4 separate regions of the Mus musculus genome follow, and regions 2, 3 and 4 are each linked to region 1. A link is a loop called in an ENCODE intact Hi-C map of the cell type or tissue named here. Cell type or tissue: gastrocnemius. All regions are shown on one strand. Region 1 has its middle 30 kb from the start of Gm35551. Region 2 overlaps Gm35551 (a long non-coding RNA gene). Region 3 overlaps Gm41640 (predicted gene, 41640). Region 4 overlaps Thada (thyroid adenoma associated).

Evidence for each region. Hi-C counts contacts between places; a loop is a spot of excess contacts. Peaks named below come from ENCODE experiments on the same cell type or tissue, not always from the same donor. Only the 100,000 strongest peaks of a DNase experiment are listed, where the experiment ranks them.
Region 2: a loop joins it to region 1, with 2.3 times the contacts of the local background. A loop is called at or near these places in 15 of 42 quality-filtered maps.
Region 3: it touches region 1 in a loop (2.8-fold over the local background); 22 of 42 quality-filtered maps call a loop at or near these places.
Region 4: it touches region 1 in a loop (6-fold over the local background); 15 of 42 quality-filtered maps call a loop at or near these places.

What each region holds. Positions count from the first base shown.
Region 1 is chr17:84,109,938-84,117,937 of GRCm38, reverse strand. No RefSeq gene overlaps it. Among named protein-coding and RNA genes, the nearest start is that of Gm35551, 30 kb to the right of the region's middle. In gastrocnemius, no CTCF peak of the experiment used is centred here; DNase peaks (open chromatin) are centred at 1,746 and 3,819; H3K4me3 peaks cover 253 bases; H3K27ac peaks cover 6,989 bases.
Region 2 is chr17:84,024,311-84,032,310 of GRCm38, reverse strand. All of the region lies in intron 4 of Gm35551 (a long non-coding RNA gene), which reads left to right. Among named protein-coding and RNA genes, the nearest start is that of 8430430B14Rik, 30 kb to the right of the region's middle. In gastrocnemius, CTCF peaks have their summits at 1,432 (motif pointing left) and 3,569 (motif pointing left); a DNase peak (open chromatin) is centred at 3,567; H3K4me3 peaks cover 215 bases; H3K27ac peaks cover 1,988 bases.
Region 3 is chr17:84,173,335-84,181,334 of GRCm38, reverse strand. The region is part of intron 1 of Gm41640 (predicted gene, 41640); the gene reads left to right. Among named protein-coding and RNA genes, the nearest start is that of Gm41640, 5.6 kb to the left of the region's middle. In gastrocnemius, no CTCF peak of the experiment used is centred here; no DNase peak of the experiment used is centred here; H3K27ac peaks cover 1,582 bases.
Region 4 is chr17:84,382,325-84,390,324 of GRCm38, reverse strand. Thada (thyroid adenoma associated) reads left to right here. Exons shown (of 38, transcript NM_183021.3): 26 at 3,723-3,814. Among named protein-coding and RNA genes, the nearest start is that of Gm24722, 5.1 kb to the left of the region's middle. In gastrocnemius, CTCF peaks have their summits at 4,436 (motif pointing right) and 5,465 (motif pointing right); no DNase peak of the experiment used is centred here; H3K27ac peaks cover 473 bases.

The sequences.
Region 1 (8,000 bases):
TCTGGGGTGGAGAATGTCCCTTGGCAAGGGAACCTGGTGGGAGGGGCTTTGCTGGGAGAGCTCCTGGGTGATGACCTCTAGGGCTCTCAGATAGCCCCAGATGAGCAGGACCTGACTGGCACCTTCTGCCCTCTGCCTGGCTTTTACTATAGCATACCGTGGTTGGTCTGGTTTGTTTTCCTCAGTATCTGGGATCATCTCGCTGAGGGCTTCACACACGCGATGCCAGGCAAGCAAACACTCTGCCATTAAGCAACATTCCCTGGCTCCTTTTTTTGTTTTGTTTTTCTTGATTTTTGTTGTTGTTGTTGTTGTTGTTGTTGCTTTTTCTTTTGAGGCAGGGTCTCACTAGGTAGCCCTGGCTAGCCCAGACATTGTGATGCAGATTAGGCTAGCCTCAAACACTTCAGCAGGCTTCTGCTTCCTGAGTGTGTGTGTGTGTGTGTGTGTGTGTGTGTGTGTGTGTGTGTGTGTGTGTTGGGGGGATTAAACTGGGAGCCACCATTCAGGGTGTCCTAATGTTTTCATTTGGATACAAGTTCTCCACAGGCTCCCCAAGCTAGCCTTGAGTTTACACTACAGTCCATTCTCCTGCCTCAGCTTCTCAGGTAGCTGGGATCACAGGCCCGTGCCACCAGGACTGTCTACTTAGTTTATGCATCCAGTTAATCTGTTTATTAGTTAATTAATCCCCAGCTAGACTGTAACCCTCAGAGGTCCTAGTCTCTCTGGTTCCTTACTGAGAAGGATGCTGATCTCTCATGGGATGGAGAAAGGAAGGAATGAAGAAACTTAGGCTGTGGAAGACAACAGCTAAGTGGGGGAAAGTTCAGTGGGAGGGTAGTTACTAAAGGCAAGCCAAAGAGACAACTCTAGGCGGCTGAGAAGAACGAGAAGTACTTTAGAAACGAGAAGGAACAGGGGCCACCACGTATAGTCATGAGACCTCAAAGCTCAACGGTACCTTCTGCAGTTGTTCAGTTTTCCACATGGACAACAGTCTGTGGTACTCCCCACAGATGGGGAAGAACAACCTTGGCCTCAGCAGGCTCTGAGGTGGAAAAAAAAATGCATGGGTTAGGGGCAGGCTCAAAGGTGTCTTCAGTAGGAGAACAGGCTGTACCCTCTGTGAGGGTGCCACGTGGTTATGGTTAGCAGTTTGCCATCCGGTGTTGTCTCCAAAGACAGTTGTCCGAGGGGGTGGGGGGGAGCAACTGGTGTGCTGTTAGAATCTCTGGTACCTGCTGTGCTCAGTGGACGGGTAGGGAAATCACCCGACACACCCCACAGACACCCACCAAATGCTGGGGACCAAGATAATGGTAACCGCCACGGGGAGGGCTATTTCCTGAGCTGGTGGGGTAATGGAGGTTGGGGACATGGTGTTCTGAGGTCTCAAACTGAGGCCTCAGTGGGGACCTGTTCCAGCTGCACCACTCCTCCCAGTCCTACCGGCTGGGCACAACAACAATGTCCTGGTGGCTTTGGCTGTCTGGATGAGTCACCTTGCCCACAGTGAGCCCGACTGGCGATGTTATCAGTAGCCTCGCTTGCTTCATCCTGGGTGACATCACCCACCTCTGCCTTCTCCTTCTCGGCACTGAACCATAGCCTAAATGCCCTGGCATATCCTGGGCAAGCTGGCCTGTAAGACCACCAGGGCATCTCCACAGGGGCCCTAAGAGGTCCTCGTGGAGGCTCAGCCCAGCCCTGGTTTTGCTGTGCAGGTCCCTGCCTACCAATAGGGATTAAACATAGAAGGCTCTTTTCTACCATGTGCCATAGTTACCCCCTCTCCTTTCTCAGCCGAATATCTCCTAGGAAGGATGCCAAATTGCATTCTTGGATGGAAGCCCTGAATCCCACACATTGTGGCCTGGGCCTGGGTTCCCCAACTTCTGCCTGTTGTTGGCCTGGTGTCCCTAGAGCTTCTGGGATGGGGTCGTTGGGTCTCTTAGCTCACCTAGGCTCAGACTGTGGCATGGCAGCTTCTTGGGGGCTGAGGGTCAACCCTGTATCTGTTGCCTTCTTGTCCTTGTTCTCAAAGGTAACCTGTGGATGTTGCCATATAAGGACCAGAGGATGAGCAGAGCAGTGACCATGCACACACAGGACTTCATAGCAGAGGCAGGATGGAAGGGTGGTCCCCGGGCGGGTCCCCACCCGTCTTCTCTATCCAGTGGAGCTGGATAGCAAGAGATGGCTGAGAGAGCATCATATGAGGCACACCCCCCCCCCCCCCATCTCCACCTCGTGCCAGGAGGCTACCTGAGCTTGGCAGGTCAAGGAGTCAGGGGGAATGTGAGTGGAGGGGCAGGGAGAAATGTCTGCCCACCGAGGGGACCCCATGAGACAGCACCTCAAGTTTAGACTTTTAAACAGCATCCACTTTCCCTTCAGTTATCCGGAACAAAAGAAATTGTTCCTTAGGTGGAAAAGGAAACCACAAAAGCAAGAGAGCCCACCACTAAGGTCATATCGTCTTCACCATCAGCTGAAGAGCAGAGCCCCAGAGCCGCCGGGTGCACTGGAGCCGGCCCTAGGAGCCAGCAGCTCTGCCCAGCACGCAGTCCGCCTCTGCCTCCTGTCTCTCCTGCAGCATCCCTGACTTCAGTGCTCTGTTGTCACACACAGCCAGTGCTAGGCAAGCATTGTGGTGATAATAGAGAGGTTGAGAAGGCATGGGAAGAGGTCAGTAGGAGAGTTTCAGAGAGGAGACTACTCCTTAGTTGGGTTAGGGCCAGCTGACTAGGCCCCCAAGCTCTTAAGTACCCTTCTGCCCTGAGCTGAATTCTCGTCAACCAAGAGGCACACCTCACCTCTTCAGACTTGGTCACCACTACTAAACTCCCGCCTGTGGTCTGCCTAAGACCTCCAAGTTCTAGAACATAGCCTAGCCAGCTCTCCTGTGCCCCTTCCTTGGCTGCAGACCTGGTTCTAATCCTACTCAACCCTGATTGTCTTTGTTGGTAAGAGCACACCCTGGGGCTGCCTGTCTTTTGAATTCTTTCCCCTCTCTTAAGAAACAAAAAAACCAAACATTAATTTTATTTTACAGGACTATAGGTGTATAATACCATGCCTAGTACCTCTTAAAAATGCATTTTATTCTACTGTTATCTTGGGAAGACTTCTCACTAAATTGCCCAAGCACTCCTGGAGCTCAGAATTTCCCCTGCCTTAGCCTCTTGAATAAAGAAAAACTTATAAAGAAAAACTGGTGCGTGTTTCCAGTTTTTCCTGAGAGCTGCCGGTGGAACCCACAGTTCTGGTGTCCCTTCCTCAGGTGTGTGGTGCCCTGTTTTCCTGGCAGCTCCTGCCTTCCTCTCCAGTCGGACCTGGGTACTGATGGGCACCAGCAAGCCGGGTGCCAGTGGAAATGGCACTTAAGTCTGAACATGTACCTCTTTCCCCTGGCCAGCCCTTCCTCTCATGAACGTGGGGTTGACCACGCTAGCCTCTGCACCATGCAGTGTCAGCCTGGGGACAGGGTAGACTTGCCAACAAGGCCCAAAGGTTGCCCCAACCACATGGGGCTGACACACTGGCATGAAAGTCAACCTGCGTCTGCTGCAGGCTGTTGAGTCCCCGGTAGTTCTTTTGCATTCTCTGACCTTGGTCTCATCGTCTGCCAAGTGGTCAGCATAGTCCCTTCTCCTTCCTCAGAGGAGGGGGAAGGGTGGGTGGGTGAGCCTGGGAAGGTGCACACCCTGCTGAGCGCGGGCAGGCAAGCTCCCTGGGGTGGAACTAGGCTCAGAGTCTGTAGGCCTCACCATGTGGCGGCCTCCTCCCTCCCCAAGCCTGGGCCGTGTGACTGAGTTCACAGCGCCCCCTGCTGGCAGGCTCTCTCAGAAGCTCCCTGTGGGCAGCCCGAACCCCACATTCCTTCACAGATGGGGTCTTGCCCTCTGTACACCCATTTTAAATCAAAAGTGCCCCCCAGAAAGTCTAGGCAGCATGAAGTCCAGGCTGGGGGTGGAGTTGGGGAGCCAGCCGGGATTCCCAGGATAAAGTTTAGTAGGCTCCTGAGTCTTTGAAGTCTGCCAGTCCAAGCCCACATGGACTGGTGGGGGATATCACATAAGGGCAGGTTTGAGGAATGAGGAGCCCTACCTATGTACCCTGAGCCTGACCCTCATCAGATCTGCAGAAGGCAGAAGCAGAAGAAGGTAGGGCGGTCTTCAGCCCTGCCTGCATATCTCTGTCAGACCCTTGCTCCACATTGGTGGCTTTACCCACTGGGAAAGTCAGCAAACTCAGCCTCAGCCCCACCTTGAGCTCTTTTACTGCTGGTGAGACTTCCCTACACTGTGGTCTTCCCAAGCTGCTTGTATCTAGCCAAACACAAAATTCCCCCTCCTCCAGGAAGCCTTCCTAGATGGCCCCAGGCTTCAGGGATTTTCTCTGGCTCCAAGCTTTTTGCAGGACTTCTCACATATATTTCATTGTCTTGTGCAAGTGTTATTTGATCCCATCTTTAGAAGCTCGGACCACTAGGTGGAAGACTTTGTGCTGCCTCTTTTCCTGGAGCTCTGGGAAGGTCTAGGGGGACAGAACATGCCTGTTAACTTTGTTTTAGACAGGGTCTCACATAGCCCAGGCTGGCCTCACATTCACTATGTAGCCCAGGCTAGTCTTGAACTTACTGGTCTCTAGTCTCAGCCTCACAAGTGCTGCAACTAAAGTGATTTTAAGATCAGCTGTAACCATGTGGGTGTGGTCTTGCCCCTGGGGCACATTGGCAATGTCCATTGATAATGTCTGGGTGTGTGGGTGGGGCCTGGATGCTAATGGTATCTTAGAATAAGTGTCAGAGATACAGTCATTGTCCTACAAGGCACAAAGAATAGTGCCCAGGTTATGAACACTGATTGAAATAAATTCAGATCTGGTATTTTTATTATAGTGACCAGGGTCAGTGGGTCCCACCGGAGACATCAGCACTCCCTGGGAGGATTGACAGAGCAAGGTTTGAATCAACTGTAACTGTTCCTTCTCTGTCCTCCATAGTTTTGGGTGCCCTGAAACACTTTTCTGGTCTGAATGTGGCTTGTGCAAGTGGAGGTGGGCCTGAGCCAAGGAGGAGGGTCCAGACCTGAATTAGAGTCCTTAGGGTAGTGTGGCCAGCCCTTGGGAGCAGAGAGTGCCTATAAATGGGGATGGAGTGACCCCTTTCAGTCCCAATGGACTGAGGTCCTCAGCTGTTCCTGTGTGCTCAGCATTTCTGTCTGCTGATGGGTGGGGCACTCTTCCCATAGCCAGATGTGGGAGGTGGTTGTGGCAATAACTGCCCTCCTGGGAAACAGCTGTCAGAACAGGACCGCTTTGACGAGCACATCAAAGCTGCTTGCACATCTCCTAGGAACTGACTGGGTGGGTGGGACAGAGCAGAGCCTTCAGCCAGGAACAGCTGTTGGCCAGGCCCCAGTGCAGCGCTGGAGGCCAAGGAAGGCATCCCCGTTAGCTGGGGGTTAGGAATGTCCCAGAGGCTAGTCATCGTGACACAGCTCTCCTCTGCATAATTCTAGGTGGGCTTGGGCTGTCCGGGGTTCTTGGTGACCCCCTGTCGCCTGTGGAGAACTCTGTAGGGGCCTGGCTCCCTCCTGAGGGCGGTGCTCCTAAGGAGGGGCAGGGAGGGACTCTCTTTCCTTTTCAAGCCATGGAGAGCAGGGGCACTTCCCTGTGAAGGCTCTAGCCTGTTTTTCCTTTCAAAGGGCCCAAACCTGACTAAGCAAAGGATGGGGCTTTGAGGAGAACAGGAAGCCAAGCTTCCCTGCTCTCACATTCTCCACAGCGAGGCCCCACGGCATCTCCTGAGGGCCAGGAGAGTACACGTATGTGAGACATGGGAACAGGCCCAATATCCTTGGATCTTATCCCATGGCATTGTGGGGCAGGGAATGTTCTGGGACCAGTCCTGGAACCAGATGCTGCAATATATAGGAAACAAGAACTTTAATTCCCCTAAAGCTTTGGCTTGCTCATCCGTAAATGGGTTTACTGACACTTCCTGTGCTCTAGGTTGTTGGGAGAGTTGGAGGGAAGGTACTAGAGGTGTGCCTGTGTCTGTGTGTGTATGTGTGCGTGCGTGTGTGTATCTGTGTGTATGTGTGCATGTGCGTATCTGTGTGTGTATGTGTGTGTGCGTGTGTGTGTATCTGTGTGTATGTGTGTATCTGTGTGTATGTGTGCATGTGTGTATCTGTGTGTGTATGTGTGCGTGTGTGTGTGTATCTGTGTGTATGTGTGCATGTGCGTATCTGTGTGTGTATGTGTGTGTGCGTGTGTGTGTATCTGTGTGTATGTGTGTATCTGTGTGTATGTGTGCATGTGTGTATCTGTGTGTGTATGTGTGCGTGTGTGTGTGTATCTGTGTGTGTGTCTGTGTGCGTGTGTGTGTGTATCTGTGTGTGTGTCTGTGTGTGTGTAGTTGGTGCTCACGACATGCTGCCAAACGTGGCTATAATATTATAAATCTAGCGTTGTAATCTTCACAGTGGCCTTTTCAGTGGCTGGCATGAAGTTTTAAGGTGGCCTGTATCGCTTTAGCTTAGAGTGAAAGCAAGGCTCTCTCTCTGGGAGGAGCCCTGAGGTGTGGCAGTTGAGAGAGATGGGCCCCAGGAACGTTTTAGGCACTTGGGTTCAGGATAAAAACGGCAGGTGTGGCATATCTGGGGCTACAGCTAGGGTTGGCTGGGTTCCTGTCACCTTAAGGGACTGTGTGTGTCAGTGTGTGCAGGTGGGTGACTGTGGTTCGTGACCTGTTTGAGCTTGTGTGTGTGGGACAAGTGTGTAACCAGGTGGGGCTGTGGGCAGTCTCATCGTGGGTGTTCGTGTGGGCCTGTGGGCCTGGATCTCACTCTTCGTGGATGGTTTGGTGCGTGCGTCTCACAATCTGATGGCCTCACTTCCCTCAGTGAGGGTGTCTCTCCGCATGTGCAGTGTGTGGCTGAGGGACTGGCTATTGCATCCTTTCTGACAGAGTTGTAGGTCTTGTGGGCATGCCAGCTATGAAGGAGGCCATGGAGGTCACACAGGCCTGCCCCCAAGGAGCAGTGGGCTTAGAGGCTCTGCTGGTGTGAGAAGCATCCTTTACTCTCTCTCTCTCTCTCTTTCTTTCTTGTTTATTATTTTTGTTTTGCTTTGTTTTTCAAGACTGGGTTTCTCTGGTTGTAGCCCTAGCTGTTGTGAAATTCACTCTGTAGACCAGGCTAGCCTTGAATGCTGCTGGGATTAAAGGTGTTCCTCTACCCCTGGCTGGCATTTAGTTTTAAGAGAAAGCAGCTGGCTTCCTTTCTCAAGCATCTATATTCCATCCTTCTCACAGCACATGGGAAGTGAGTGTATCTGCATTCCAGTTACTCTACATCTGTGTCAACACTTGGCACTGTCGATGTTTTTGAGTTCAGCTGTACTTAGTTATTTTCTATGCTTTCCTGGCTCTGTGGGGTTTTGGCCCGGAGCAGCCCCTAAGGAGTAGGCTTCTGACAGACAGCACACAATTTTTTTCAGACATGTCTTGAATATTACTTGGGAGGTATTTATGTTAAAAAGTTAGTTATTATTTGCTACAAATCTAAACAAGTGGGCCCCTTTGTTTCTGCTTAGTCCAGGCATCCTTCCTCGCAGCTTCCTCCTCCACACCTAAGTGAGGTAAGAGCTGATGGAGAAGTGGAAAGCCAGCCAGCCTACTCAGATCACTCCAGTCAGTTTGTACTTGTTGACTGTGTCTCCTGGGGCTCAGACTGGACGTGACTCACCCCGAGGCTCACAGCGAGTGCCTGGTAGGCTCACATAATCTAACCCCATGAACCCAAGCAGTGGTCAGGGTAGCTCCAGGAGGCTCTGGAAGCAGACCAGCCTGGTTTGCAAATACTGAGCCATACTGTCAACTTCGAGGGCAGCGTTACATAACAGTTCTCGGCTCTCAAGGCTTGTCCTCCATCTTGAGAACATCAGAAATGCAAAGCAAGCAGAGGTCACTTTCAGGGGTGGGGGGC
Region 2 (8,000 bases), 86 kb after region 1:
GGCTTATAAGAGGGATGGAGGATAAGTTAGAGCCAGTGATGTGACAAAGGGATGAGAGGTGGTCTGTGAAGGTGGGGGAAGGGGTTACAGGCCAAGGCATCTATTAGATACTAAGAAAGACAAGGAAGTGGGCTTTCCCCCAGAGCCTTGGCCTGTAGATGCCTGACTTTAGGCCAGTAATGTTGAAATTGAACTTCCAGCCTCCAGAACTGGAGGGAAACCAATGCTTGCTGTTTCTAGCCATTTAATCTGTGGCCATGGCGATCACTGGAGATTTACACTTGCTGAGGGCTACAGAAGGAGCCAGGGCCAGATCTTCTCAATGAGACCAGCTCTCAGGAATGGATGCCCTGGGGCCTCTGGGAGATGTGTGCGTGTGTCAGAGAGAAGAGAGACCATGACTTCTTCACGCATCAAGAGATTCTTCTGGGCAGATGACCCTCCAGAGGCACGGCAACATTTTTCTCTCCAGGAAAAAATAACTCAGTGTGTATCAAGAACTCAGTGTCTCACACGCACACATGGAGTCGTGGGTCCCCGGGAGACACAAGCTCTGTCATTCTCTCCAGGCCTCTTTAATTTCCTTGGGGGCAGGCAGGGAGCAGGGCTAAGGACTATGGACTCCTGGTGACATCTGGAATTCTCCAACGCTCCTAGGGGTCCTGTGGAGTTGGCCCTCCTCTCCAGTGTTTCCTGCTTCCATGCAGTCTCTGGGAGGATTTGACACATTTCCTAGCTGGGGAGCATGGTTGGAATTTCCAGCCGGCTTCCAGATGTGGCGCTGACTGGGCTGGAAGATGCTTTTTTGAAAAGCATCTGGGAAGCCAGGGGTCCCCCAGCGCCAACCTAGGCTGTTGTGCATGTCCTTCTTCCTCACGCTGTTATGTGGTTGGGCTTTCCATGGGGGAGCTCATGGGTAGGGTTTCACCATGTGAAGAAGGGTGTAGCCTGCCAGCTTCAGGCCCGTAGTCCAAAGGTGGTCTAGCACAGCAGGTCAGAGGGGCCAAGGCTGATTAAAAAAAAAAAAAAAAAAAAAAAAAAAAAAAGACTAGAAGGAGCATGGATGGAGTGGGCTGGCCAGGGTGAAGAGAGGGGAGGGGTCCAGGAGTCAATACCCAGTAATAATGAGTTTCTGGCCCTGGGCTGCTGGACAGCAAGATAAAGGGGAGCCCCTTCACTGGTTAGAGCTGGTTCCTAGTGCGTGGGACAGTTCGGTTCCCTAGACAGCATTGCCAAGGTCAGAGAATCCTCAACAAAGGAGTGTTCTCAGCTTGGGAGGGTTCAGGCAAGACACGGGAGGATTAAGAATGTCACAGGGCTGGAGAGATGGCTCGGTGGGTCCTTGCCAGAGGTCTTGAGTTCAGTTCCCAGAGCCCATTTCAGGTGGCTCATAACCACATGTAACTCCAGGCCCAGGGGATCTGCTGCCCTCTTCTGGTGTCTGTGGTTAATTGCATTCATGTGTACTTACACCCACACAGACGGACACACAGACACATAATTAAAAATTTAAAAACTAAAAAAAAAAAAAAAAAAAAAAACCCGAAAAAAAAAAAAAAAGAAAAGAAAAGTCCCTTCTAACTCCCAGCCATGCCTGTTAGGATAACCCTGTAATAGTCAGCTAATTAGGAGGCTGAGGTAAGAGGATTGCAAATTCAAGGCCAGCCTGGGCTACAATGGTGACTTCAAGACTAGTTTAGGCAACTTAGTGAGACCATCTTAAAATACAGACTAGGTGTTTGAACCCTTGTCTGGCATGTATCAGGTCTTGGGTTCCATGCCTATTAACTCCAAGAAGGAGAAAGAGGAAGAAGAGGAGGAAGGGGAGGGAGAAGAGGAAGAGGAGGAAGAAAAGGAGAAAGGAGGAAGAGGAGGAGGAGGAGGAAGAAGAAGAGGAGGAGGAGGAGGAAGAAGAAGAGGAGGAGGAGGAGGAAGAAGAAGAGGAAGAGGAGGAGGAGGAGGAGGAGGAGGAGGAAGAAGAAGAAGAAGAAGAAGAAGAAGAAGAAGAAGAAGAAGAAGAAGAAGAAGAAGGTGTCGTTCCCTCTGTCAGCCATTCTCTTTGATACTCAGATACTCAGAATAATATACTCCACCTGAAAGATGTCCCTATCCCAGTCCCCAGAACCTGCGCACACATCACCTCACAGGCAAAATGGGCTTTGCAGGTGTAATTACATTAAGGCTCTGAAGTAGGAATATTGTCAAGATTATGTGTGTGTATGTGTATGTCGTGTGGGGGGGGGGGTCCCCCTGCTGTCACAAAGGTTCTCAGGAGAGGTCAGCAAGCGAAGGCTGCAGGGAGGGCTCTTGGGAGCAGTGGGGAGTGTCTGAAGGTGCTGCTGGTGGCTGACTTGAAGACAGGAGAAAGAAGCACACACACAGCATGGCTGCTGCCCTAGGACCTGGAGAAGCCACGGGAGCTGCTTCAGTATGCCCAGAGCTGCTTCAGTATGCCCAGCCCTGCAGATTCTTCAGTGGTGTCCAAGGATGCTGCTCTTGGGAGCTGGCCTCAGGGCTGTGATGAGACATTTGTCATGTTATAAGCCTCTCTGTGTGGAATTTGTTATAGAAGCCCTGGACACTCACACAGCTTCCTGCTGTGGGGCCCAGAGTCCCCCTCACTCTTTTGGGCCAGGCACGCTTGAGACCCACAGACTGAGAGTCGCCAGTCTGATCTGTCTCAACAGCCCCGGTGAAACCCTGACACAGGCCAGAGATGTGGCTACCCATAGCTTGGGCTTCCAGTAGTGGGTGCAGAGCTGTGTCCTGGCCCTGGATTTGCCTGACAGATGGACCCCTCTGTCCTCTCTGGGCAAGCCATCCACCTGTGGGGTAGCCATCTACCTTCTTGCTTGCCCTTCTCTCCCAGAGAACAAGGCCCACAGATTGCCAATGGGATCAGAATGGGGGTTTTAACAGAAACTCCGGCTGAGTTGAGATGTCAGAATCCTTTGTCCTGTGTCCTGTCACTTTCCATTATCGCCCCCCCCCCTTTTTTTTGGTAAGGGAGTCTCACAATATAACCTTGGCCTCAAACTCAGAGATCTGCCTGTCTCTGCCTCCCAAGTGCTGGGGTTAATAGTATGCACCACCCCACCCCGCCCCACTTCTCTTTCCGATTTCAGGAAGGGTCTAGCCCAGGCAGGCTTGAAACCATGAGTTACTTCCTCTGGAGTACTATGATTACAGGTGTGCACAACACACCTAATCATGTTACTTATCCCCCCCCCTCACCCCCCGCTTACAAGCTCAAGCATGCAGGCCCACGTGCAAGTTACACCGACACTCTGCACGCACATACTTTCCGGGGCTGCAAACAGCGTCCACATGTGCAAAGAGGATGCCTCAACGCAGACCAGCAATCACGGACTTGTTTGTAGCTTCCCGCCCACAAACACAGATACATTCATTTTATACCCACCCACCAGGATACGCACAAGCACAGACACACCTGTGCATGAGTAAAGACCACCCATGCGTGTGGACACCTGTGAACAGGGGCGGAGAGCTACGTGCAGCCTGCCCCGCCCCACCCCCAAGCCCTCTAGCCCTCTGCTCTGGAGACCTCTGCTGGTGGAGTCTGGAACAGCTCCCGGAGTATGTGACACTGAACAGCGCAGAGCTGGATGGTGGAGGGAGGAAGAGAGGGGCCACCGGGGTTAGCTCCCGGGCTCCACGTTGCTGCTTTCACCGGGCCCACGTGATCTTCTGCAGCTTCCACTCCAGTGCAGAAGCAGAGATTCCACACGCAGAAGTCTCCAGGCTTCTTCCAGACTTAGGCTCACCCTGCCCTAGCAGTGGCCTCTCCTAATGTGTAGTCTATTACATAGAGAAGCCCCCCCCACCCCGGCCTGGCTGCATCCACACTTCTCTCAGTCTATGACAAGGCTTCGCTTACGGGGGAACCCACGCCAGTGTCTCCTCTTCCCGTCTTCCCCCTTGCGCCGCTTTCTAGTAAGGAGGAGGGACCCAGCCTCTCTCCTTGCTGCCACTGGGTCTCTGACTTGGTTTGCGACCTCATGTCACACATGCAGGTTCCACTTCCTGCGCTATGGTCTTCCCGTCTCCTCATGGATGTTCAAGGGGAGTGAAACTCGGAGACTTGGAACAAAATGGATGAAATTAAATTCTGATGGTGGCTCAGTGGGGGCAGTTACTGTCCCCAGCCTCCGTTTCTTCAGGGGGATTGGAGATCTTGACTTTTGGGGACAGGGTGATTAAATGAGACAGAATCCTCAGTGGTCAGTGTCAGGCATTGTGGACCACTGGCCATGTAAGATGACGAAGAGAATCTGGCCAGGAACTCCGTGGAGGGCCAGATAAACTCACTTCCAGAAAGGAGCGGTTAGTACTGTAACAGTGATCTCCAAGGGGCTTCAGCGGGGTCTAAGGAGGTTTTGTTTGTGTGGCTGGGGGAGCCGCTGAACTTCACAGAGGAGATGAAGTGGTGTCAGCAGGCGCCCTCCTCTCTGTCTACGCCCTCGTTTCCGCAGGCAGAAATCATTTCCTTACAGTTAGAATTGGAACCGACAGTAAGCAAATATTGGTTTGGTGGGATGCGGTGTTATCGACCACCTGATTCTGTGCCATACGGCAGTGTTTCCATGGGCCCCTGCTCCCAGGTAGCGGGTGGTCATGGCTGTGAGCCGACCTGTCTCGCTAATCCTCTGTTCTTCTCAGTCCCCTCATGTCTCTTCTCCTTGCTCTGTGTACCCAAGGGCATCCATCACCTTGTCATCCCGTGTCATTAGCTTTTCTTTGAACGTTTGTAATCCCGCTGGCCCAAACCACAGGTGGGCTGTGCTTTTGATTCCTTAGCCTTAGGAGCAAGGACTCAGTCGGTAGAGCGCTTGTCCAGTATGCGCATGCGCATGGGTTAGATTATCAGCTCTGCATGAGACTGAATATGGTTAGTGGTGCATACCTGTGACTCTGGCATTCAGGAAGTGAAGGCAGCAGGATCAGAAATTCAAGGTAATACAGTGAGTTCTAGGCCAGTCTGGATGCCCTGTTGAAGAAATTTAAGCATACACACACACACATGAGCACTTGCAAAGAAAAGACTCAGTGTATGATCAGGTTGGCCCTAAATGTCTGTCTGAGCCATCGCCACACTGGACATCTACTTAAGAAAAGAGACCACGAATCCACTGCAGGGGTGGTGTTAGGACTGGAAACATGGTGTGTGGCTAGGAAAGTCTGCTTGTTTTTGAGACTGGTGCGTAGAGGAGAGCCGGCTTCTCCTCAGGAGGGAGTGATGGGAACGGCGTCCAGGAGGAAATGTCCAAATGCTCTTTAAAGACCTGAGATGCTGGAATCGTTCTTTTTTAATCTACTGACTCTTGGCTTGCTCCTTTCTGGAGATGGGGGGCAGCCTTGGCTTCACCTCAGTCAGCCAAGACCGGTCAGGTAGACAGAGCATACCACCAAAGGCCCTCTAAGGCAGCCGTGGCAGACCCAGAACGGAACAGCAAAGAAGAAAGTCCATAGGCCCAAGAAGTTGAACCACACTGATCATGTTAAAATAAAAAGCAACCCCCACCCTCACCCCACCCCACCCCACCCTGCAAGAGAGAAAAGAGATTGTGGTATGTACCCCACCTGTCTGCCAAAGGTGGAGGGGACTCTGGAGGCTTCAAGAGAGCGGGAGCCCAAAGGTCATGGGTTCAGATGTTTCCTTCTGAGTCCACCCCATGGTTATCGATCTCTTGCCTTCACCTATTTTGCCACCCCAGGCTGCTGGTGAGGGGGACTCGGGGAGAAGCCAGAGGGCTGGGGGCCAGAGGGAGTAGGATGAACAACCAAAGACAGCTCAGGGATGTCCTGGAAAGAGCCAGACTCTGGAGGGAAGGCAACAATAGGCCTCTGTTTAGCGTCCACTCCCCTCACAGGTCCTGGCAAAGGGAAGCCTCCAGGCAAATCAAACACCGCCCACATCCACAGGCTGCCAACAGAGGCAGGTGAGTCAGAGCCCGGGCTTAGCTGATAACAGGCAGCAGCGGCCCAGAATGCAGCCCTTGTTGATGGCTGCCCCTCCTCGCCCCCTCCTCACAGCTGGGCCTGCTGGAGCAAGCCTGAGGGTGGGGCTGATTGTCAGGAAGCAGGGCCCGCTGGGAAAAAGGAGAGGCCCAGCAGCCTACCGTGCGAGGTGTGTTCTGTGGTAACTTGAAGGTGTAGTGGGGCAAGCGGGCAGAAAAAAAAAAGAGAGCTAGGGGAAACCCACAATGTCAGCTGTGTTCTCTACCCATAAATCCATTCATTCCTCCGGGGGGGGGGCGCGGGGGGGGCAGGGGGGATACCACTTTCAGTACTAAGGCAAGACTCTGGGCTGAAAAGGGCCAACATTCAAGTTGAATCAGCTTGGGAGGAGAGGCGTCTGGGGTAAGTCCTCAAGTGGGGCAAGGACGGAGAAAGATGGGAGGCTGAGGCCAACCCGCTGGCTAGGGCACCTTTTGCATCGTTTCCTTACCTGTCTCAGGAGCTGGCTTTATCTTTCTTCTGCATATGGGCTGTGCATCCCTCCCAAACTAGAGAGAAAAATAACCGTGTCACCAGTTCAGGGTCAGATCCTCATGGTGTTATGACTAGAAAGAAAATGCTCTCCTATGTCACCGGGTTTGGTTAGAAAGTCTGTAAGGACTCCTTATAGGCTCCCGTCAAAGCCTGGGACCAGATCTGGGCCAGGCATCGCTCTGGCCAGGGAGGTGTCTTGATGTAATCTTCCCAGATTCTTTGCCTCGCCCATTGTCAGACACATGTGAGAATCTCCTCGCTGTACACTTGGGGTCTCTTGTGACACAGCTGCTAGTTGACCCCCATAACAATGTTACCTTTTCTTTCATAGATCAGAAAGTCTTTTCTGGAGCCAGAGAGATGACTTAGTGGCCCATACTGCTCTTACAAGGAACTGGACTTTGGCTCTTAGCAACTATATCAGGTGGCTCATAACACCTGTATAACTCCACAGCCAAGGAGCTCTGACCTCTCAGACTTCCTTAGGTACCTACATCCATGGGCACATACCCACACATAGACACGGGGGTATTTAAAAATTTTTTTTAAAGTGTTTTTTTTTTCTTTTTCTGGATACATGGCTTCTTGGTGTAAAATAAAAACAAAAAACCCCTACATTTCCCAGTCTCCCTTGCAGCTAGGGGTCTGCAATCCAGGGACTAAAAGTTCTGGTCAGTAGGGTGTGAGCAAAGCAATGTGTTCAGCTTACCGATGGTGCCTTTAAAAGGGGGGATTCAGGCTCTGCTGGCCTCTTTCTCCTATGTGGTACAGGCTGCAGGTACAGGTCATATACGTGAGGTCATATCCCGGGGTCATATATGTGAGGTCATGTACGTGAGGTCATATCCTGGGTCATATATGTGAGGTCATGTACGTGAGGTCATATCCTGGGTCATATATGTGAGGTCATGTACGTCAGGTCATATACCGGGTCATATATGTGAGGTCATGTACGTGAGGTCATATCCCGGGTCATATAGGTGAGAACACAGGCAAAGGAATGGCACTGGAGCAAGACAGTCAGAAGCGGCTTGAGACCTGGCTTCTACTTCTGGACTGTTACACAGAGGAAAAGAATAACCAGTTTGAGCTGGAACAATGAATGGGTCAGTGGTTAAGAACATTTGCAGCTCTTATGGAGGACTGGGGTTTGGTTCCCAGCACCCTCCTCTTGGCTCACTGCCATCTAAGGGAACTGATGCCCTCTTCTGGCCTCTATGGGCATGAGACATACATGTGATAAACATGTACACGTAGGTAAAACACCAATACACATAAAACAAATTATTTAAAAAGAACAAACCATCTCGTTGGAGCCTCTTTGACTTTGGGTCTCTGCTATATCAGATAGTTCTGTTATCTAAGCAAGATATCTCCAGGGCCTTCTCCTAGTATCCAGTTTTGAACCCAAACACAGCCTCTTTCACAGGGTAGGTTTTGTTTTTTCCTGGTATAGTTACCTCTGTCCCAGTAAAAGCCCGTCTGTA
Region 3 (8,000 bases), 63 kb before region 1:
TATGCAGAGTGTAAGGGTCTCCCGGCGAGGATGAGTGTGGGTGTGTCTTGTGATGTCCAGACTGCCTGTGGAGGGGTGTGTGGATCTGTGTGTGACAAATCTGAGTGTGATTTGGGTTTGTGCTGTGTATGTAGGGTTTCAGAGTCTGGGGGTGGGGGTGGGAGGGAGGAGTGTCTGTGGGTGTTTCTGGTAGGGTATTGGTGTGATGTGGGGGCTGGGTGTGTGCAGGTGTGTGAATGTGAGTGCATGTGTGTGTGTGTGTTGCTCTAGTGGGTGTGCCCTGTGGTGTGAGTGAATGTGGGTTTGGGCGTGTCTGTATGTGTCCGCAGCTGTAGGAGCAGGCATGCGGGCCTTCAGTGGCTGAGGAGGAATGTTCACGTTGGGTTAGCAGTGGTGTGGGGGTGTGTCTTCACCAGTGAGGAGCAGGGGGAGGGGGGACCAACACCCACAAAGGAAAAGCAGCCTCCTTATCAAGCCTCTTTCAAGTTAAAAACTGCTTTCAAAACCCGGAAATAACTGCCAGGCTGCCATCCGCTTCCTGCTGGGTGGGAGGTGACCGCAGTCTCCAAGCCTGCAGGGACCCCAGAGCCACCTTCATTGCTGGGCACACCTGCCAAGGCTAAGCTTCATGGGCCCTTGCTGTCTTCAGGGACATTTTTAGCAACAATTCATTCTCTGGGGGGCTGAGGGAGGGGCCTTTTATTTCCATCTGGGCAGAAATAGCTCTGCCAGATAGTCTTCACCCAGAGAGGTCGCCCCCCAAAATAGAGAAAAGATGTAAGGACCCAGGACGGATGGGGAAGGAAACTCCTGAGATCGTTGAAACCAAGTTTAAAATATTTCTCTAAAAATAAGCTTTGTTTTCTCTGTGGACCTGTCTGGCACAAGGGTCCTCCCTTCAGTCAGGGTGCTTCGCTGACCTGGGAAGCCAGGCGGAATTTTATTTTAAAAAGCAAGTGTTTCCCAGCTGCGGCCTTGGAAAGTTCTCTGTTTTCCATTTATTAAAACTCCTAGTTTCCGGCTAATTAAAATTATTTTCAAATAAAACTCTGTAGCCCAGCAATATTTGATGAAACACAGAATTCTCAGTGACCCTCCGCAGGAGGCTGGGCCAGCTGTGGCCAGCCTGTGTCTCCTCTACTGGGCTCAGGGCCTATTTTATCCAGAAGAGGAATGGGCCTGGACCATAAATTCCAGCAGCCATAGCAGGCCCCATAAGCAGCTCAGAATACTTTACTCTCTTGTTGGCTGCTGTGCTGTGCTGTGCTGGTGCTGAACCCCAGGGCCTGGTCAGTGTCGGGCCAGTGCTTACCACCAAGTCACATCCCCAGCACTGAAGATTCAGGGTAACTGGGAAGCTGCTGCCCTCCCCCAAGCCACTATCAATACCACTAACACCATGGGCAGAGGGTCCACTTCGAGAGAGACACATAGGCTGCATCAGTTTTAATCCCAACCCTCGGGAGGCAGAGACAGTCAGGTCTCTTGTCAATTCGAGGCCAGCCAGGTCTGTATACCTGGGCATATTCAGGGCATAGTGAGACCCTGTCTCAAAACAAGGCAGGGGGAGGAGGCAGGTGAATTGCTACTCACTCCTCCCTCGTCTCCACGACCTAGAGACCCTTGAGACTTCAGAATGAGTGAGGTAGATCAGTATCTCAGAACTTGACACATAAAGTACCTAGCAGAAATCCACAGCCACCTGTTATATTAATGGTTGAGAGAGACAGCTGTGGGGTACACACACTGAGGGTGAGGCAGAGCTTGCAGGGACTCACCTGCTGGCAGATCCCCTGTTGGGCACCCAGCAGAGAGGCAGGGCCTGTCCTTTGTCCCACAGATAGTTCACCGTGTCTGGTAAAGAGTAAGTCTAAGTCGATAGCTGCTGCCTTTAGGGAGTGTACAAATGAGGGTGTCTCCTGGGAGCATCAGCACCTCGTACCTTTCTGTAGTTGAAAAAGTATCCATTGTATGGATATCCGGCCGTCTGTTTAACAGTCACAAGATGGTGGACACATGGCGGCTGTTTCATGGTACTGCTGGGGGCAAACAGGTCCTGGTTTGTTGGTAATGTATGGTTTCAACCCCGTGGGGCATACCATGTTTGATCAACCCCAGAGGCTCACACGTGCTAGGGCTTAGCTCTACCCTATGGCTGAGCCACGCCCCCACGCTCACATACTTGAGGTAATATGGTAGATTGGTTTGTTTGTTTGTTTGTTTGTTTGGGCTGTTGGATGGTACTGACGTCTAAGGCATGCAAGCATTCCACCGTCATGCTACATCCCTTAGCCAAATCAGGTATTTTATGAATTGTTTTATTGAGGCTGGTTCTCTCGACTAGCCTGGAACTCACTCCAGCTGGTCTTGAGAGATAGTGGTGGGATGATCAGGAATTCAAGGGCATCTTTAGTTGTATAGCAAGTTCAAGGCCAGATTGGGTTCCAAGAGACCGTGCCTTGAAAAATCAAGAGAAAAACCAGGTGTACCTACTGTAATCCTTCCACTCAGGAAGCTAAGGCAGGAGGAAGGACGCAAGTTCAAGCTTGATCTCGCCTACAAACTGAGTCCCAGGACAAACAAGACTCAGTCTAAGGAAGGAGGAGGGAAGGAGGCACTGTTAGTGTGGTCCCTTGCACTTGACCTCTGGAAGGCGGAGGCAGGACCACCATCAGATATTTAAGGCCATCCTTAGCTACATAGTGCATTTGAGGCTAGCCTTGGGTACATGAGACCTGTCTTGGGGGGGGGAAAACACCTCAAATATCTATTGATGAGTTCCAATTTCAGAGAATCTAACCCTGTCTTGGAACCCCCATGGACACTTGAGACACACATGGTGCACATATATACATGCAGGCAAAACACTCATACACATAATATAAAATAATAACTGTAGTAATAGTAATTTTGTTTTTTAATTATGGCATGCTAAACCTGGCATGGTGGAACACAACTTTAATCCCAGCACTTGGGAAGCAGAAGCAGGCAGAGTTCTGAGTTTAAGGCTAGCCAGGTCTATAGAGGGAGTTCCAGACCAACCAGGGGCTACAAAGTGAGACTTTTTTGTTTGTTTGTTTTTGTTTTTTGTTTTGTTTTCTCGAGACAGGGTTTCTCCGTATACCTCTGGCTGTCCTGGAACTCACTTTGTAGATCAGGCTGGCCTCGAACTCAGAAATCCACCTGCCTCTGCCTCCCTGGTGCTGGGATTAAAGGCGTGTGCTACCACCGCCCAGCTGTGCCCCAAATTTTTATGTGCAGTCACTTAAATGTGTACTTCTTTTATTTTTTCAAGTTACATTTTTACACACACTCACACACAAGCACTTTCTTGCACACATGACCATGCATGTGTGTCAGAGGCTTGACACCACGGACCTCCCTGTGCTGAGCGTCCTTAAATTAACTATGGCTAAATTGTGGGGTGTGCTGGTGCCCACCTGTAATCCCAGGCAGAGGCAGGAGATTAGCAGCAGGTCAGTGGCAGCCCAGCTGCCTGAAATCCAACCCCTACCTAATCTACATAAGACCTGCCTCAGAGCACCACGGAGACTCAAGGTGGAGGCTGGGACGTAGGTCAGAGGCTTCCTGGCATGCCTGAGGCCCTGAATTCAAAGGCTGCACTGCAAACAGGAAGAAATAAAATAAGCGCAAACAGTAATCTGTCACCCTGGCCCTGGACAACTGTCTTTTGTCACAGCATGCCCTGGGACACAGCCACAAAGCCTTTGCTGATTCTCCTGCTGTGCAGGAGCCAAGAGCGTCTACACCACCACTTCCTCAGCCCAGAGACCGTGCTGTCCGGGGAAGGGGCCAGCCTGAGTTGTACCCGGCAGCCCACGTGTGTGACTCTCGTAGCTTTCTCGAGCTTTTCTACGTGGCTTCTTTGTTCCCAAAATAAGAACTCTGAGACCTAGGTTTTTGAGTTTTGGGGTTTGTTTGTTTTAGATTTTTACATTTATTATTATATATAAGTACACTGTAGCTGTCTTCAGACGTGCCAGAAGAGGGCATCAGGTCTCATTATGGGTGGTTGTGAGCTACCATGTGGTTGCTGGGATTTGAACTCAGGACCTTCAGAAGAGCAGTCAGTGCTCTTACCCGTTGAGCCATCTCACCAGCCCTTTATAAATCTTTTTTTGTTTGTTTGTTTTTGTTTTTGGTTTTTGGTTTTGTTTTTTTCGAGACAGGGTTTCTCTGTATAGCCCTGGCTGTCCTGGAACTCGCTTTGTAGACCGAGCTGGTCTCGAACTTAGAAATCCACCTGCCTCTGCCTCCCGAGTGCTGGGATTAAAAGTGTGTGCCACCACGCCGGACGAGACCTAGGTATTTATGACTAAATGACTAGGCCATACACTTTTGGCCACTTTCTGACTAGCTTGAAACTCCTATAACTCATTTATTCTAGTGTGTGTCTGCCACATGGCTAGTTACCTCTCCTCCTCTCCTGTTCCCGACTTCCTCAGGGTCTGGGCTGAATTTCCCTCCCTTGACTCTTTCCCGGATGTCCCACCTCCTATCTCCTGCCCCATCTAATACGCCATCAGCTTTTTATTGGCAAGTGATGCTTCCACACGGTATATGAGACATTCTCTCCAGACACCCATCTACGCTTGCACCCTCCAAGGTCCCTGGCGCTCTCCTTCGTTTTTTTACCTCCAGACCTTCTCATCCTGTGTGTCAAAACCCCACCCCCTTTCTGTTCCTACTGCCTCTGCAGGGCAGGACTCCCTGTGCTGGCCCGGGCTGAGGCAGAACCAGGACCCAGTGTTCTTCAGGAGCAGGATATAGGAAGGAGAAGCTGATCCCTGGCATTGTCTGAAAAGCTTCTAGTCTCCAATAGCTCAAACCTAAGCTTCCAACACACCCAGTGAGGCTCTGCTGCTTGCGAGCCTCTCTCTTGGCTGATCATGTCACCTGGGGACCTGCTCAGCCTTCTAGGTCTCTTCGGGGATGTATTCCTGGGGCCCCTCCCTTTCTTTCAATTCTGCCCAGTTAGATCTCAACAGAACCAAGCTTCTAAAGCCACTCCTATGGCCTGCCCTGACCCTCTGGGGAGGCCTTTCTGGGATCACACTGTCTGTCTTATAGCAGCTACTTATGTGTCTCTCCAGCCTGTGAGCGCCTCCTGAACGCCCTGCCTTCTTGTCATCCCAGGATGGCTCCTAGTGGCCCTTTACTAACATCACGTGATAACACTAACCCCACCCCCAATCAGGCTCAGGAACACAGAGGGGAAGATACTTGCCCAAAGTATCTCAACTCAGGGATGGTGAGGCCCCCGTCCACCACCCACGGACACATAGAGGCAGGGCAGAGAGCCGAACTCTTCACAAGAGGGAAAGATAGAATTTTTATTTTACTCTCTTCATGACTGTTCGTCAGAAGAGAGTCAAAACAGCAAACACTGAGTTCAATGCACATAGAGAGCTATCTATGCCAGGTCTTAGTCCCTCTGAGCTTAGCAAAGGCAGCCGTTTGGTAGTCATGATGTGTGAGGTAGCTATGCTGCCACCTTCTTTAACAGAAAGTTCATTACGTGCTTGCTTACATGTGTGCGTGTGTGTGTGTGTGTGTGTGTGTGTGTGTGTGTGTGTGTGTGTTGGGGTGTGTGTGCACATGAGTGCAGGTGCCTTGGAGGCCAGAAGAGGGCACTGGATCCCCTGGAGCTGGCGTTACTGGTTATGAGCCTCCCATTATTGAGTGCTGGAAACTGCGCTCTGGTCCTATGGGAGAGCAGGAAGTTCTCTGCTAAATCTTCCCACCACCACCTCCTCGTGTTTTACACATACACACAAACACGCGCTCGCGCAAAAGAGAGAGGAAGGGGGAGAGAGAGAATTCGAGAGAGAATTCTGACCCTCTCTCTCCACGCCGGGTGTTGGCCTCCTCTCTCTGCGGCACCACGCCTTGGATCATGACGCTGGAGATGGGTACTCTCCGACCCCTCCTCCATCCAGTGCTTTCTCTGTATAAGTGGTACCGCTTAAGCAGCTGTACCTGAGGCCCTAGGGCAAGCACTTAGGTCTCACAAGCCTGAGCAGTGCTAGGCCAGGTCTCAAGATGCTGCAGCTGAGTCCGTGAAGCAAAGCGCATGCGCATTTCAAAGCTCAATGCCCAGCCTGGGTATGGCGGGCACAAGGCCCACACCTGTAATCTCAGCGCTCCAAAGGCAGCAGCAAGAGTATTGGAAGAGCCTTTAAACCCAGCACTCGGGAGGCAGAGGCAGGCAGATTTCTGAGTTTGAGGCCAGCCTGGTCTACAAAGTGAGTTCCAGGACAGCCAGGGCTACACGGAGAAACCCTGTCTCCAAAAACCAAAAAAAAAAAAAAAAAAAAAAAGAGTATCGGAAGTTCAGATATGATCATTAGCGTGGACTTTTTTTTTAATTAGATATTTTCTTTATATACATTTCAAATTTCAAATGCTATCCCGAATGTTCCATATACCCTACCCCGCCCAGCTCCCCTACCCACCCACTCCTGCTTCTTGGCCCTGGCCTTCCCGTGTACTGGGGCATATAAAGTTTGCAATACCAAGGGGCCTCTCTTCCCAGAGATGGCCGACTAGGCCATCTTCTGCTACATATGCAGCTAGAGACATGAGCTCTGGGGGTACTGGTTAGTTCATATTGTTGTTCCACCTATACGGTTGCAGACCCCTTCAGCTCCTTGGGTGCTTTCTCTAGCTTCTCCATTGGGGGCCCTGTGTTCATCTTATAGATGACTGTGAGCATCCACTTCTATATTTGTCAGGCACTGGCAAAGCCTCACAGGAGCCAGCTATACCAGGGTCCCTTCAGCAAACTCTTGCTGGCATATGCAATAGTGTCTGGGTTTTGTGGCTGGTTATGGGATGGATCCCCGGGTGGGGCAGTCTCTGGATGGTCCATCCTTTCATCTTAGCTCCAAACTTTGTCTTTGTAACTTCTTTCATGGGTATTTTGTTCCTTATTCTAAGGAGGAATGAAGTATCCACCCATTGGTCTTCCCTCTTTTGATTTTCTTGTGTTTTAAAAATTGTATCTTGGGTGTTCTATGTTTCTAGACTAATATCCACTTATCAGTGAGTGCATATCTAATGACTTCTTTTGTGGTTGGGTTACCTCACTAAGGATGATATCCTCCAGATACATCCATTTGTCCAAGAATTTCATAAATCCATTGTTTTTAATAGCTGAATAGTACTCCATTATGTAAATGTACCACATTTTCTGTATCCATTCTTCTGTTGAGGGACATCTGGGTTCTTTCCAGCTTCTGGCTATTATAAATAAGGCTGCTATGAACATAGTGGAGCATGTGTTCTTATTACCAGTTGGAACTTCTTCTGAGTATATGCCCAGGAGAGGTATTGCTGAATCTTCCGGTAGTATTATGTCCAATTTTCTGAGGAACCGCCAGACTGACTTCCAGAGTGGTTGGTTGTATAAGATTGCAATCCCACCAACAATGAAGGAGTGTTCCTCTTTCTCCACATCCTCGCCAGCATCTGCTGTCACCTGAATTTTTGATCTTAGACATTCTGACTGGTGTGAGGTGGAATCTCAGGGTTGTTTTGATTTGCATTTCCCTGATGAAGGATGTTGAACATTTTTTCAGGTGCTTCTCAGCCATTCGATGTTCCTCAGTTGACAATTCTTTGTTTAGCTCTGTACCCCATTTTTAATGGGGTTACTTGAATTTCTGGAGTCCAGCTTCTTGAGTTCCTTGTATATATTGGCTATTAGTCCCCTATCAGATTTAGGATAGGTAAAGATCCTTTCCCAATCTGTGGGTGGCCTTTTTGTCTTATTGACAGGGTCTTTTGCCTTTGCAGTTTTATGAGGTCCCATTTGTCAATTCTTTTTTTTTTTTTTTTTTTTTTGATTGATTGATTATATGTAAGTACACTGTAGCTGTCTTCAGACACTCCAGAAAAGGGAGTCAGATCTCGTTATGGATGGTTGTGAGCCATCATGTAGTTGCTGGGATTTGAACTCCGGACTTTCGGGAGAATAG
Region 4 (8,000 bases), 270 kb before region 1:
GGACAGATGTGGTCTACTGCTGTGTTTTATTTGGCTTACAAGATGGTGCCTCCCTTTCCTTTAATTTGTTGCCAGCATTTCCAAATAGTGAGATTTCACATAAAAATTGAGGTTTCTGGCTTCCCTTGAAAAACACAGAAGATCTGGCAACACTGGTCTTCTATTCCCTGGAGGCCACTAGTCAGCCTGAGCTGGATATTAACTGGCCTAGACACAGTGCTCTGCCATTTCTATTGCCAGCACTCTGGACAGCTGAGTCGGTGGCTCTCAGTGCAATGGCTTCGGAAGCCCCTTTCTAATTCTACTGCTTTTACTGTTACCTTCTTCAAAAATATGCGTTGCACTTTCCTGTGCTTGAGTACATAATTATACAGCTCATGTGTAGCAGTCAGTCACATTATAATTGTTAAGAGCTTATTAAAAAGCAGAAGAAAACAAAGTAACAGCTGGGGTTATGGGTCAGTGATGGATCACTTGCCTTGCATGGGCAAGACCCCGCGCTTTACATAAAGGCTATTTAAAACTCAGTAAGAAAAAGACACCCCAATTAAAAGTACATGCATTTCTCCAAAGATGATATTAAAGTGACAAAGGACACATGGGAAAGTGTTTCCTAGCATTCCTTCCACAATAGAGGTCCCAGGCACGGAGCTTATGTCATCCGACTTAGCATCAAGTGCCTTTATCTGTTGAGCCATTTTGCTGGCTCACATTCTTAGTTTTGATAATCTCTCTGCTTATATTACTAGTTGACATACATTATTATGATGATGCCTACTTTTAATATAGGTTCTGTTATAGAAGTTTAAAATTTCTGATTCTGAGTGTTCTTCATGATTCTGGTATAACTCAGTACTCGCTCATTTGATAAGATAATTGAGGAAGGCTAATATTAGGATAGTGAAGATTTTTTTGTGATTCCGAAGGATCTTGACACAATGGCTTAGTGAAGATAGGCTCTGTTAGTATGTTGGAGTAATAATTATGCTTTATTCATAATAATTTTTCCTTTATTAAAAGATTTATTTGCTTATTTTACCTGTGTGAATGTTTTGCCTGCATGTATATGTGTGCACCACATGTCTGCCTGGTTTTAAGGAGGTTAAAACAGCATTAGATCTAAAATTGGAGTTGTAATTGGTTGTGAGGAACCAAATGGGTGCTGGGTCCTCTTCAAAAACACCCAGTCCTACACCTGCTGAGCCATCTCTCCACATGATCTTGCCCCCTTTTCTTTTGAAAGACATTATATACCCTCATGATATTACCCAAGACATTATATACCCTCATGATATTACCCAAGATATTATATACCCTCATGATATTACCCAAGACATTATACACCCTCATGATATTACCCAAGACATTATATACCCTCATGATATTACCCAAGACATTATACACCCTCATGATATTACCCAAGACATTATACACCCTCATGATATTACCCAAGACATTATACACCCTCATGATATTACCCAAGATATTATATACCCTCATGATATTACCCAAGACATTATATACCCTCATGATATTACCCAAGACATTATATACCCTCATGATATTACCCAAGACATTATATGCCCTCATGATATTACCCAAGACATTATATACCCTCATGATATTACCCAAGACATTATATACCCTCATGATATTACCCAAGACGTTATATACCCTCATGATATTACCCAAGACATCATATACCCTCATGATATTACCCAAGACATTATATACCCTCATGATATTACCCAAGACATTATATACCCTCATGATATTACCCAAGATATTATATACCCTCATGATATTACCCAAGACATTATATACCCTCATGATATTACCCAAGACGTTATATACCCTCATGATATTACCCAAGACATTATACACCCTCATGATATTACCCAAGACATTATACACCCTCATGATATTACCCAAGGCATTATATACCCTCATGATATTACCCAAGACATTATACACCCTCATGATATTACCCAAGACATTATACACCCTCATGATATTACCCAAGACATTATACACCCTCATGATATTACCCAAGATATTATATACCCTCATGATATTACCCAAGACATTATATACCCTCATGATATTACCCAAGACATTATATACCCTCATGATATTACCCAAGACATTATACGCCCTCATGATATTACCCAAGACATTATATACCCTCATGATATTACCCAAGACATTATATACCCTCATGATATTACCCAAGACGTTATATACCCTCATGATATTACCCAAGACATCATATACCCTCATGATATTACCCAAGACATCATATACCCTCATGATATTACCCAAGACATTATATACCCTCATGATATTACCCAAGACATTATACACCCTCATGATATTACCCAAGACATTATACACCCTCATGATATTACCCAAGACATTATACACCCTCATGATATTACCCAAGACATTATATACCCTCATGATATTACCCAAGACATTATACACCCTCATGATATTACCCAAGACATTATACACCCTCATGATATTACCCAAGACATTATACACCCTCATGATATTACCCAAGACATTATATACCCTCATGATATTACCCAAGACATTATATACCCTCATGATATTACCCAAGACATTATATACCCTCATGATATTACCCAAGACATTATATGCCCTCATGATATTACCCAAGACATTATATACCCTCATGATATTACCCAAGACATTATATACCCTCATGATATTACCCAAGACGTTATATACCCTCATGATATTACCCAAGACATCATATACCCTCATGATATTACCCAAGACATTATATACCCTCATGATATTACCCAAGACATTATATACCCTCATGATATTACCCAAGACATTATACACCCTCATGATATTACCCAAGACATTATATACCCTCATGATATTACCCAAGACATTATATGCCCTCATGATATTACCCAAGCAGGCCTGCCTGTAGCTCACGATTCTCCTGCTCCGACCTCCCAAATCCTGGTCTTACAGCCTTGTGCTACTGTGACTGGTTGTTTTACTTTTTATTAATCAATTATCATAAAATAATTTCAGAGGCTGTGTGGTGTTACTGCACACCCTTAATCCCAGCAGAGGAAGGTGAACTCTTGAACTCTTGTGAGTTCAAGGCCAGCCTGGTCTTCAGAGGGAGTTCCATGACAGACAGGAGGACTATGTATGCAGAGAAACCCTATCTTGGGTGGGAAAAATAATAATAAATTAAAAACAAAGAAAGAAAAGAAATCTTCTGAGTTAAATAACTTGAGGGGGCTATTGGCATTGTAAGATTAATAATACCATCCTGAATACTAACCGCCTTGGCTGCTTTAATTCATGGATTCTATCAAGTTAAACCTCACGAGTGTCCTTCACAGATGAAAGGAGGAGCTCGGGTCTCCCTGGTGTGCTCATTGTCAGGTGACGTGGGAAACTAAAGTCCGCTTTGGTTTTAGAAGTATGGTATTAGAAAGACTCTGCTGTGTGCAGTGGTTGGACTTGCACAGCTGGTACAGCTGAAAAGGAAGCCATTGAATGAATTATCAGAATTTTTTTTCTCAGTTGCCTTTTTTATGAACACAATCCTTATTTTCTTTAGCCCCACCTAATTAGTTAATGATTTTGAATATCTAGTTTAAACATTATAAATGGGTTTCGTGCCGTAACTACTTTCTAACTCTCACTTTCTGTTTATTTTACATTAGGTGAGAAATTCATCCACACTTCTCTTTAGTTCCTTGATCACAAGAGTTTTTGGCGTTAAGAGAGGAAAGGATGAAGTTTCCAAAACAAATAGGTAAGCCCAGTGCAACCTCACCTTCACACAGAAGCTCGGGCTAATGTAGCTGCTGATTCAGAGTCCTCAGTGAGCCAAGACTGTGCAGGTGCTCCAGTGGGCTCAGCCATACCCAAGTCTGCGTCCTTGGGCGGATCAGCTGTGTAATAAGCAGGTCTTGGGAGGCAGCAGGAGCAGGGCTGCAGGGCAGGGCTGCAGGGCAGGAGTGCAGTTTGACTACCTCTGGGTACATAAGCAAGGCTTCTGTCTGTACTTGTTATCTTCTTCAAGTATTGATGAAATGCCCCCAATTACTCTTTCTAGTTGCACTTAAAAAACTCTTCAGCAGGTCATCCTGTCATGTCCAGGTAGAGACGTAGCCATCTCTGTCTGTGTTCAGTGTATGTCCCTGACTCCTTTTTCCTTGTACGTTGTATGTGGACACGTGGAAGAATCACTACGTCTGGCTTTTTGGAGTTTATGCTCTCAGATACTTTTCTCGACGTGATATCTTTAGTGAACCTGTGCACACATTTTGATTATAGACAATTTAAATGCACGGTGAAGTTGTATGCGTTTCTAAAGAAGAGAAGCAATTAACTAGGGAATTGTTTCCACTGCAGAGGAGTTGATGCTTGTCTAACACTAGGTGTCACTGTTGTTTTGTGTTCAGTTGCTCCCTTACCATTACTTAGGATCCAGTTTGGTTGGCTAAGTGGTCTTTAGTTTTCCCTCTCACCTAAAAAGGTTGCCATGCTCCAAATTTAAGTTTTAGGCTGATTACTTAAAGAGTGAATTTTTTTTTCTTTTTGGTTTTTGTTTTCTAGACAGGGTCTCTCTGTGTAGCCTTGCCTGTTCTAGACTTCTCTCTGTAGACCAGGCCCACCTTGAGTTCATAAAGACACACCTGCCTCTGCTTCCTGAGTGCTGGGATTAAAGGCGTGCTCCATTATTGCCCAGCTCTCAGCACACCATTTGGATGCTTTGCACACCACTCCTAAGATGACCTGCGCCTCCAGCACCCACAGTGTTTCTCTGCTGCTGCTGCTTCTTGTTGTTGTTGTTTTTTTTTTTTTTATAGATTTATTTACTTATTTCATGTATGTGAGTACACTGTAGCTGTCTTCAGACACACTAGAAGAGGGCATTGAATGCCCATTACAGATGATTGTGAGCCACCATGTGGTTGCTGGGAATTGACCTCAGGACCTCTGGAAGAGCAGTCAGTGCTCTTAACTGCTGAGCCATCTCTCCAGCCAGAATATATTTTCTTGTGATAGAACTAAGTCTTAGGAATTAAAAAGTATGCTAGACACTGTGACACTGAGGCACACCACTGTAACACCAGTGCTAGAGTGGCTGAGATAGGAGGATTGTGCATCTGAGGCTAGCCTTGACGACAGACTGAAACCATGTCTCCCAGAAAAAAAAAGTTATGAGATATATGCTGTCAGTGAAACTTCGTGTCACTCTGAATTGTAATTTGAAAATCTATTTACCACTCTGTAAAACTCACCATATATATAAAAGGGAGGTAACTAGATATAATTATGAATCACCTAAGAATTTGATGAAAATACTAGACTATTTTTTAATCATTATTATTTTTCTGTGTATCTATGTGAGCATATGTACACATGTATGCAGTACCCACAGAGACCAGAAGAGGGCATCAGGTCTGTGAACCACCTGATGTGAGTGCTGGCATCTGAACCCAGATTCTCACAATTGAGCTGCAACTGTTTTTAATGGCTGAGGCATTTCTCTAGTTCTTAGTCTGTTCTGAAATCCAAATTGTAGTTCAAAAGCAAAACATTGCTTGTTTGGAAGGATGATGATAATTTTTGTTTTTCTTAAAGTAGTTTGTCCATTGAGTAGTTTAAAATGACTAGTGCTGCTTCTCTTTAGGTCTGTGCACCTGGGTCATAATTCTGCAGTGTGCTAAGGTTCAATCTGCTTATAAAACCGTGATTACTGGTGATACAAACCAAGCCTGAGGAGACAACCCTATAGCCTCAGTCCTCAGGATGCAGGTGCAGGAGCATCTGGAGCTGAAAGTCAGCCTGGGCTACATAGCTAGTTTGAGGCCAGCCTGTGCTACTCGGAACTTTGTCTTGGAAAAGCAAATATAATTGGTTTCTTCTTATAGTTGTGAAGTGCATACAGATTTTACTATGAGAAGTACTAGAGAAAATGATGAGATGTTTAATTTAGGTTGAAAGGGGGGAAGAATATGGCAGTCATAAACATGGTTTTACCAACGTTACACTGATGGAGATCCCTTCTGTACATGATTCTCTTTGAGTTGGAAAGGGTAGGAAATGAGAACTTTCCTGGAGAGAAAGAAGCAGCGTAGTTCAGAATGGTTCTAGTGCAGTGGAAGGGAAGTGAGGAAAAGGAGGAAATGGATTCTTTATTCAGTGTGATGGTCGCTTTTGGTCAGAGCCCTTGTGTTTGTCATCTGAAGATTTGTCAGGGCCACCCTTACACAGGCTTCTGCTTTCTCCCAACTGGAAAGCCTGTCTCAGCTGTCATTGGATCTGCACTCTAACGCCTTCATGGCCTCCAGTTTGCAGCAGTCGGTCTGCAAACGAGATGTACTTGGTTGCTTCGCTTTCTGCTGCAGTGCACATCTGCTCGTTCATACTGAGGCCTTTCCGTCTATTATTTGGTGTATGCTGGAAATGATGGCTTGACTTTTGTTTTTTTGCAATCGGGTAACTAAACTCACCTGGTGACATCTCACAGGATGGTGATGTTTGCTTTCACAAGGTCTCTGCTCTGCCAGAGAACTACAAATGTGTGCTACTGGTCAGGAAGGAGTTGACAGGAAAAGAACACCTGCCTTTTTCACCAGCTGTGAAAATCCTGTCTCTTGGAGTAAACAGCTTGGTTTCTAGGCTTTCTGCTGCCACTGGCAGTGACCTTCATAGACTCCTTTAGCTGCTCCCCACTACCATCCCAGGATACTGAGATCTAGGCTTCTGTCAGAGCTAAGCACTAGACTGCCTTTTCCTCTGACAGCGTTGGAGTCCTGCACGGACACAGACGCATTTGCTATTGCTTCTGTCCTGCTTCTGCCACCCTTGCCCCGCACCCGTGCTGCCAGGTTTTTGAGAAAAGTTTGGTGTCAGTGTCTTGACATTCTTTGTATACTTGGTGCCTCTAAAACTCTCTTGGATGTAGGAGACTAACAGACAGACTTGCTTAATAAGCACATTCTTGGTGCTAAACAAAGAAGAAGAAGCTGGTTTCTCCTGCTTTTATCCCCAGGTGGCTGCAGTAATTGACTGAAACAAGTTCTAGCTGATCTCTCTGTGCCTGGAGTTCCCCTGTAAAATGAGGGTTCTTGGAGTATCCCTGCTGTCCTTCTTTAAATGCTAAGCCCAGGCTTTCCATAAAGTTCTTAGAATTGCAGATTCGGTTAAGTGCAGTTCCTAGTGCATAGACCTGCACATAGTAGGGTAAAACAAACAAGCAAACAAAACCTACTTTCATAAATAAAGAAGTGATCAAGAGTCCATCTTCCTTTGTAAGTGTACTAAAATAAAGGTGCTTTTTGAGCTCATTGGCCTTGTTTTATATGTGTTCTTTGGTACGTTTTATTTGTCTGCATGTTTTAAACTGTGCATCTATTGAAGGATATCTTGTATTGTTTGTGGTTTTGAACTGTTAACAGATAAAGCTGTGACGGCCATTCATATATTTGTATGACCACAGAGTTTCACTTCCCTGGATTGAGTGGCGAGTTTTATTTATATTTTGTGCATAGGTGTTTTGCCTGCGTGTGTTGTGTGTCTGTGCAACATGTCCATGTAGTACCCACTGAGGCCAGAAGAAAAAGTCAGGCCCTCCTGAATTGAACTTACAGACGGTTGTTAGCTGCCATGATGGTTCTGGTAATGGAATCCGGTTCCTCTGGAAGATCAGTCGATCACTCTTGTTTAATCACTGAGCCATCTCTCCAGCCCCTTATTTGTTGTGTTCTTGAGTAGTATTTTATTTAGATTTTCTAAAACCTATTTCCTTGTGTTTCTTGTCATTTAACAGACTTAGAACTCAGCCTGACTCAGAGCTCTGACCATGCTTTCTCAAACAGCTCCATCTGCACAGGGAGGGTGGGGGTCCTGCATGACTCTCCCTTTCTTACAGCAGATCCCTGATTTAAACCCTATGTGAATTAACCTTCAAGTTGTCTTATTCAAGC